Linked DNA regions of Homo sapiens: regions 1 and 3 are each linked to region 2. The links are chromatin loops, found by intact Hi-C in ENCODE. Cell type or tissue: GM12878. All regions are shown on one strand.

The links. Peaks named below come from ENCODE experiments on the same cell type or tissue, not always from the same donor. Only the 100,000 strongest peaks of a DNase experiment are listed, where the experiment ranks them.
Region 1: a loop joins it to region 2, with 2.4 times the contacts of the local background. A loop is called at or near these places in 2 of 110 quality-filtered maps.
Region 3: a loop joins it to region 2, with 3 times the contacts of the local background. A loop is called at or near these places in 4 of 110 quality-filtered maps.

What each region holds. Positions count from the first base shown.
Region 1 is chr12:98,371,606-98,374,105 of GRCh38, forward strand. No RefSeq gene overlaps it. Among named protein-coding and RNA genes, the nearest start is that of TRD-GTC1-1, 130 kb to the right of the region's middle. In GM12878, a CTCF peak has its summit at 1,555 (motif pointing left); a DNase peak (open chromatin) is centred at 1,552.
Region 2 is chr12:98,273,886-98,276,385 of GRCh38, forward strand. No RefSeq gene overlaps it. Among named protein-coding and RNA genes, the nearest start is that of TRD-GTC1-1, 230 kb to the right of the region's middle. In GM12878, no CTCF peak of the experiment used is centred here; DNase peaks (open chromatin) are centred at 1,106 and 1,783; H3K4me3 peaks cover 414 bases; H3K27ac peaks cover 1,169 bases.
Region 3 is chr12:98,331,890-98,334,389 of GRCh38, forward strand. No RefSeq gene overlaps it. Among named protein-coding and RNA genes, the nearest start is that of TRD-GTC1-1, 170 kb to the right of the region's middle. In GM12878, a CTCF peak has its summit at 953 (motif pointing left); a DNase peak (open chromatin) is centred at 922.

The DNA.
Region 1 (2,500 bases), 98 kb after region 2:
AGCAGGCTGACTTCCTGGGCTAGTTACTAAAAATAACAGATTAGTTTCCAAGGCTGGTTGCTGCAGATTGTGGGACAGAGTTCTGTTTTTGCATATTGATTTTCTCCTCAGGGAAACACATTTTAGGAAAATCTAGTGTAGGGCGGAAGTCAATGTACCATGAGCAGGACCAGCTTCTCCTGCCACTTTCTAGTTGTGTGATTTGTGCCAAGTTGCTAGACTTCTTTCACCCTCAGTTTCCTCATCTGTAAAATTGAGATACTGCATAAGAGTTTGATGAGGATTAAATAAACCAATATACATAAAGTCCTTAGCATAGTGCCTAGAACATGGAAAGTAGCAAATTAATGTCATCTGCTGTTAATGTAATCTTACTAATATCTTTTTTTACCTGACTTAATCCAGGAACTTAACCAGAGAAAGGGGATAAAATTCCAAGGGATAGCATTTCAGGGAAAATCCACTGGAGAGGTTTCATAGGCCATGAAGCATATATTGAGTGCTCTGTGTGATAATAAAAAGACTAATTGGGAAAAGTCTGTATATACCTCACCCCAAGAGAAGGATACCATCAGAGAGTTGCCTTTAAATATTTAATATCTTATGTTTGATTGATAAATAATATGCCTGAGAATAAATTTACTCCAGAGACAGTTACATGGCAGCATTGTAAAAAAAAAAAAAAAAAAAAAGTATAGTAGAGGTTAAAACAGTCTGCAAACTTTTGAGAAGAGACAACAAAAGAATGCATGATAATAAAAATCTCATGACATCTTCAGAGATAAGCACTATAATTATGCCTGTTTTACACACAAGAAAACTGAAGCAGGGAGGGCTCAGTAACGTGATAGTCATAGTCAAGATTCAAGGAGAACGCTTAGCAGCTAAGTAGGAAGTTGCAGCAAAAAAAAAAAAAAAAAAAGGTTGGGGGAGGGTCTGGGTGATTCTCTTAAGAACACACCACAGAGAGATGATGCTTAAGTACAAATGGACCGAGAGAATGGGACAAAAAGTGTATAATCACTAAGTTCCCCATTCAAACTTTCTCCATATTATAAAACACTGGCATCTTCCATTTTAGCACATAGGGAATTATTGTATTTCATTTTTCGCCTGCATTTGGCATGAAGTTTCTCTGACATGTTATTCACTCCCTAATGGAAGAAGATGCCTGAAAGAAGCAAGTTATTCTGTTTTCAACAGGACCAAACCTGCAGCCTTGGCCCCCAAGGCTCTAAGGACATCGTGTAAGTGGCCAACTGTAGGGCAGGCTTTGGTTCAAAGAGCCTAAGTCAGTAAGAAAGGAAGAGGAGCACCCCCTAAAATTGTTTGGTTGATTTAACAAAGCAGTTTGTACCTTCTGAAATGTACAAGTTGCTAAGAAATTGCATTGTTTTCCTCTTTTTGTAGAGTACATTCTTAATGTGGTATTTTGGTTTGTGTTTTATGATAGGTGCTATAGTTTCAGGGTTTGAATATGGGTTTCATTAATCCCATAATTTGTGCCTCCACTGGAAGGAACTGAATATTCTAGACTTGGTGCATAGTGCCCTCTTCTGGATGAAGTGAAATCTCCTTTCCTAATATGCAAACCTGGAGATAACGAAATGGATGCTAAAAGACAAGGGAAGGCTCCAGAGGCACATGGGTGGGAACTGCTGTCTCCCCTGGGAATACAGAAAGAGTTTGCCCATCCCCAATGTGGTCTGCAAGACCCAGGCTCAGTCCTATCCTAGTGAAGGATGAGAGAGTGCAAGATGTCTGTGACTTATAAGGAAAAACAAAAAACAAAAACAGGCAAGGGAGGATATGGTCACTGTCTGGATTCAGAAATCTAACCAGAAATCTAAACACCTGAGAATGAGTTGGATGGCTGAAACTAATCTCACCAGAACAGTTCAGGGACCCAAACAGAACTTTGGTGGTCTGAAGAAAAGAAATGTCACGGCCGGGCACAGTGGCTCACACCTATAATCTCAGCACTTTGGGAGGCCGAAGCGAGTGGATCACCTGAGGTCAGGAGTTTGAGACCAGTCTGGGCAACTTGGTGAAACCCTGTCTCTACTAAAAATACAAAAATCAGCCGGCCATGGTGGAACGTGCCTGTAATCCCAGCTACTCCAGAGGCTGAAGCAGGAGAATTGCTTAGAACCCAGGAGGCAGAGGTTGCAGTGAACCAAGATCGCGCCACTGCACTCCAGCCTGAGCGACAGAGCGAGACTCTGTCAAAAGAAGTCACATACTTACTATTTAGAATGACTCCTGGAAATTTGATCCTGTTCATCTCCTAAATTTGTTTAGTTCCGATCACAGCAACTGAGTTGTAAAACATGTAGACTGCAGTTAATGGATGCTTTTTGAAGAAGTGCTAATCTAGAAATACCAGACTTTTCTAAAAAGAATAGGAAAGGAATGTGTCTTCAATGGTGCTGTCCACCAATGTTTCTGGTTCTCCTCCTTCTGGGCACAAATGAGCACTGCACTTTCTGTACCTCCATGA
Region 2 (2,500 bases):
GGCTCACTGCAACCTCCGCCTCCTGGGTTCAAGCGATTCTCCTGCCTCAGCCTCCAGAGTAGCTGGGACTACAGATGGGCACTACCACACCCAGCTAATTTTTGTATTTGTAGAAAACATGGGGTTTCACCATGTTGGCAGGATGGTCTCAATCTGTTGACCTTGTGATCCGCCCGCCTCAGCCTCCCAAAGTGCTGAGATTACAGGTGTGAGCCACCGCACCTGGCCTGTAAGTTGTTTTTCATTTCAAATATTATATAACTTAGTATCTTAGAAGAAGTCATTATCTTTTGGAAGTTTTTCTTCTGAATATTAAAAGAGAACACCTAAGAGCTAGTCATTAACAGCAGTGACTACAACAAACAGGAACAGGCACTGATGCTACAAGTAGAAAGCGCTAAGCCACGTAGTGGAGTTCCAACGGGGAAGGCAATCCATCTCCACCAGACTTCATGAATCAAAGACTCCAATCTAATTGGACCAAAGCAGGACTTTTATTGACTTATCAGAACATTCTTTGTGATTCCTCATAGAAAGGAAACTTCTTTCTGATTGAAATTTTGGTATCATCTTCTTTCTGAATTTTTATTTTTTCAGAAAGAGCAAAAAGTTTAAAGGCTTCCTACTTGCTTGCCAAATAGCACAGCATGATAAATATGACAGCACCTAAATTACCATTAGCAGAGTCCCAGTAGCTCACGTCTGCTTGCGGACTTCCCTTTACAATCAATCAGGTGTATTGAAAAGGTCTTTGTGATGCAGAAGGGAACAAAAGTCATCTGTGTTTTTCAGTTTACTCTAATTTGTACACAAGATATAATTTGCCACACTGCAGGTCTCTCGCTCAAAGAGATTCAAAACAACAAAAGCAAAAATAATCACTGCTCTTCTGAGAGTGAGATAAGTGATAGAGAATCTAGCTGTGATCATCTGGGAATTATATTAAATCTAAACCATATGCAGGAGCAAAGACTTTCAGTGGAGGAAAATGCCTTTAAGTTTACCACTGTAACCCCTCATTTCATAGACAAAGAAATGAGGCCAGTGGCCTTGTGGTTAACATGGCTAATTGGAGACATAGGGTGATTTCATTTCCTCCTCAAACGAAACTAGACTATCAGTAAAGGGATATGAAAGGTATGAATCCTCCAAGCATATAAGAACAGGAAAGGAGACAATAGATGCGAGACCAGAGAGGGAAAAGTGGCTGTCACATACTTAGCAGACAGAAATCTGGAAACTGCCTCCAGAAGGAAAAGCCACTGGCAAGAAAGTCTGCTTGTACCTCTGAACTTCAGAAAGACATAGGAATTGGCGATACCAGGTATGTTTGAAGGGGTGACAGGTGGGGATGAAGACCTAGAAGACTGATTAAAAGTCAGCCTGAGGAGCTGGGAAGTCCCCTAGGTCCCCTTCGCAATTCAACTCAGCAAGGAGATTGTTCATTCTCCACTTTGGCAGAAGGTTGGAAACAGTGAACCAGAGAAGCTTCCACACTAAGGCAATGGAGGGAGGCGTGAGGCACGGCAGGAGAACTGGACTGAATTAGTAATGATGACAATGATTACAGTAAAAACATGTAATTTATTGAGCTCTCATGACATTTCACATTGTAAGTAGTTTATATGTATAAATTCATTTAATCTTAACAACAGTGCTACAACGTGGGTACCATTAGTATCCTAATGAGGAAGGAAACAAGTTCCACAGCCAGTCACAAGTAACGCAGCACAACGCTGGAACCAGCCAGCCTGATTTTAGTCTGATTGTTAACAACGGACCCTTATGCCTTATGGTTTCCAGAAAGCCGTCATTCAGTTGCACCAATCCAAAGCAGTCAATTAGATTATCCATTTTTAGAGAAGTTAGGAAACCACCGAGGAAAGATCTATAGGCCCCTGCCTGACCAAAGCCACCAGTCAGCCAGACCCACCAAGCACCCAGAGCTTTTACTCAACACTGTAGAACCTTACCATTAAATATGAACAGACAGCCAAGGAAACAATAAGTTTGAAGAAAGTCTCTAATGTGAAAAAGAAGAACCTAAGCAAATGGGGAAAAGGAAGGTCAGAGAAAACAGAAACAATGAATGTGGAGAAGAAAAAACAAAATGAAACTAGTATATCCTCAGAGAAATAAGATATCGTATCCAAGAAACAAGTGCAGAGTGCTATTTTAAAATGAGTAAGTATACATGTAATGAGAAAAATATTTTAATTTAAAAAAAACAGAAATTTAAAACTCTAATAAGAGAATTAGCAGTTAAAGTTGAAGAAATTAGAAAATAAAAAGATAGATGATAGAAAAGATAAGAAAATTATATAATCTATCTAGGATCCCAACATCTTATTACTAAAAGTCCCATACAGAAAAAGGAGGGAAAGAAATTATCAAAGAAATAACACATGAGGCTGGGCACTGTGGCTCATGCCTGTAATCCCAGCACTTTGGGAGGATCCAGGAGTTCGAGACCAGCCTAGGCAACATAGTAAGACTTGGT
Region 3 (2,500 bases), 58 kb after region 2:
ATACTTTGAAAAATCCTTGATTTTTTAAAAAAACTAAAAACACTAGGAGGTATTTGGTTTTCTTAAGGATCAACTGGAATTATTTTCATTTTTATTCAGTAGAAATAATATATAGTTCAGGCTAGGTGTCGTGGCTCACACCTGTAATCCCAGCACTTTGGGAGGCTGAGGCCGGCAGACCGCTTGAGGCCAGGAGTTCAAGACCAGCCTGGCCAACATGGCAAAACCTCATCTCTACAGAAATACGAAAAATTAGCCAGGTGTGGTGGCATGTACCTGTAATCCCAGCTACTTGGGAGGCTGAGGTACGAAAATCCCTTGAACCCAGGAGGTAGAAGTTGCAGTGAGCTAAGATAGTGCCACTGTACTCCAGCCTGGGTGACAGAGTGATACTGTCAAAAAAAAAAAAAAAGAAAGAAAGAAATATATAGTTCAGAAAGTTTTAAAAATTAAAATAAAATGTTTCAAACTCACAACTATAACTCAATTGCTTTAGCATATTCAATTTTTTTCTTTAATGCATATGTTTTACTAAGATTCTCAAAAATTTTTTCCCTTAAATGGATAGGTTCCTTATCACACTTTTGCAAATTGAAACTTAATTGGAAAATAAATGTTTGGTATCAATTTGAATCATTTTTAAAACACCCCTGGCCATGTGCTTTTTGTGTATATTTTATTTGATTTAGGCCAATTACAGTATCCAGAATGTGTGCCAATCAAATTGTCATTCAAGTATCTCTATGCTCCCTCTTGAGAAAAAAAAAAAAAAAAAGAAATGCTTTATCTGAGGAATGTGAGACCCCTCTGAAATGATCAGGCCCAGGGAGGAATTGAAATGTGACTTCAGGCACATCTCACTTCCCCCTAAGTAATCACCTTCTGAAGCTACTTGCTATGTGGGCTCTAGACAGACTGACACCAAGTAGTCATAAATTAACCCAACAATGCCATCCACTGGACACCATAACTCATACCCTACAGTTCAACAATGTATAGCCAATCACTAGTCAGTGTTATTTCTGTAAACCAATGGGAATGCCTGTCAAACAACTTTGTCTCTACCCATCCTTGCTCCCTTTTGCCTTTAAAACCCTGCTTGTAACAAAAGCCGAATGGAGCATGTCCCAAGGCAACTTGGAAGTATTTCCCAGGCGGCTGTCCTCATTCTGACTCAAGTAAAGTATTTAATATTTTGTGCCTCAGCCTCTTCCTTTAGGTCAACACTTTGAAATAAATTCCAGAGTCAGAGAAAATGGCAGAAAAATTTTTGAATTAGGAGAATTGGAATTTGCAAATATCATCCAGGCCGGGCACGGTGGCTCATGCCTGTAATCCTGGCAGTTTGGGAGGCCGAGGCAGGTGGATCATGAGGTCAGGAGTTCGAGACCAGCCTGACCAACATGGTGAAACCCCATCTCTACTAAAAATACAAAAAAAAATTAGCCAGGGGTGGTGGCACGCACCTGTAATCCCAGCTACTCAGGAGGCTGAGGCAGGAGAATCACTTGAACCCAGAGACGAAGGTTGCGGTGAGCCAAGATCGCACCACCGCAACCCAGCCTGGACAACAGAGCAAGAGTCTCAAAAAAAAAGAAAGAAAGAAATGTATCATCCAGAAGTGTAAAAGCCAAGAGCCTCAATGGGTGGCTCTGCTAGATCTCGAGACACAAAGGGATGGTGTGTGTCTGACGAGACTTTGAGGGAGAGGATTCTCTCCTTTAAGCCAATTCTACATGATTATTCCATGAAAGCTACACTAAGCTCTGAAGAGTGTGCGTGGACATGGAGCTTTTACCCCTCCTGCCTGACTCTGAAGCTTTGGTCTAGCAAAAGCATCACATTCCTTCAATGCAACAATATTCCACTCGTGCAAACTTTTGATGACAGTGAAAATTTAGAACTTGGATGGGGTCTAAGATCTGCCACAGCCACATATTTAGTGTCCCTCAGATTTGGTGTCTTCCAGACCATGGCCGTATTTCTATGCAGATAGTCTCCAATTCTTTAGCTCTAATTCCAAGGAGTGATACTAATGCCTAAAGAGGGGTCATAATTAACAAAAACAACAAGTTATATTTCACAAAATTACTTCATTTAACACCCAGTTTAACAGCTACTAATGGAAATATGCTTGTGATAAGCCTTTGTAATGAATATTTTCTAAATCAATTTCTTTAAAACTTTATTCTAATTTTGCATATCGTTATAATTATGGTACGCCTACACACTAATTTCCTTTCTTTAAATATTTGATCATAAGCATAAAACTACATATATTTAATGACTGTATAATATTCCAGAATTAAAGACATCACATTTATTTAGACATTCTCTTACAAGCAGATATTTAGTTTTTGGCTTTTTAAAATAAATAATGCTAAAAGAAACATGTCTGTGTATATGAGTTTTCCCTTTCATATTAGTTACTTGTGAAAGATTGCTAGCTGCAGGACTATTAGATCAACACTCACGAACATTTCTGTGACACTTTCTACAT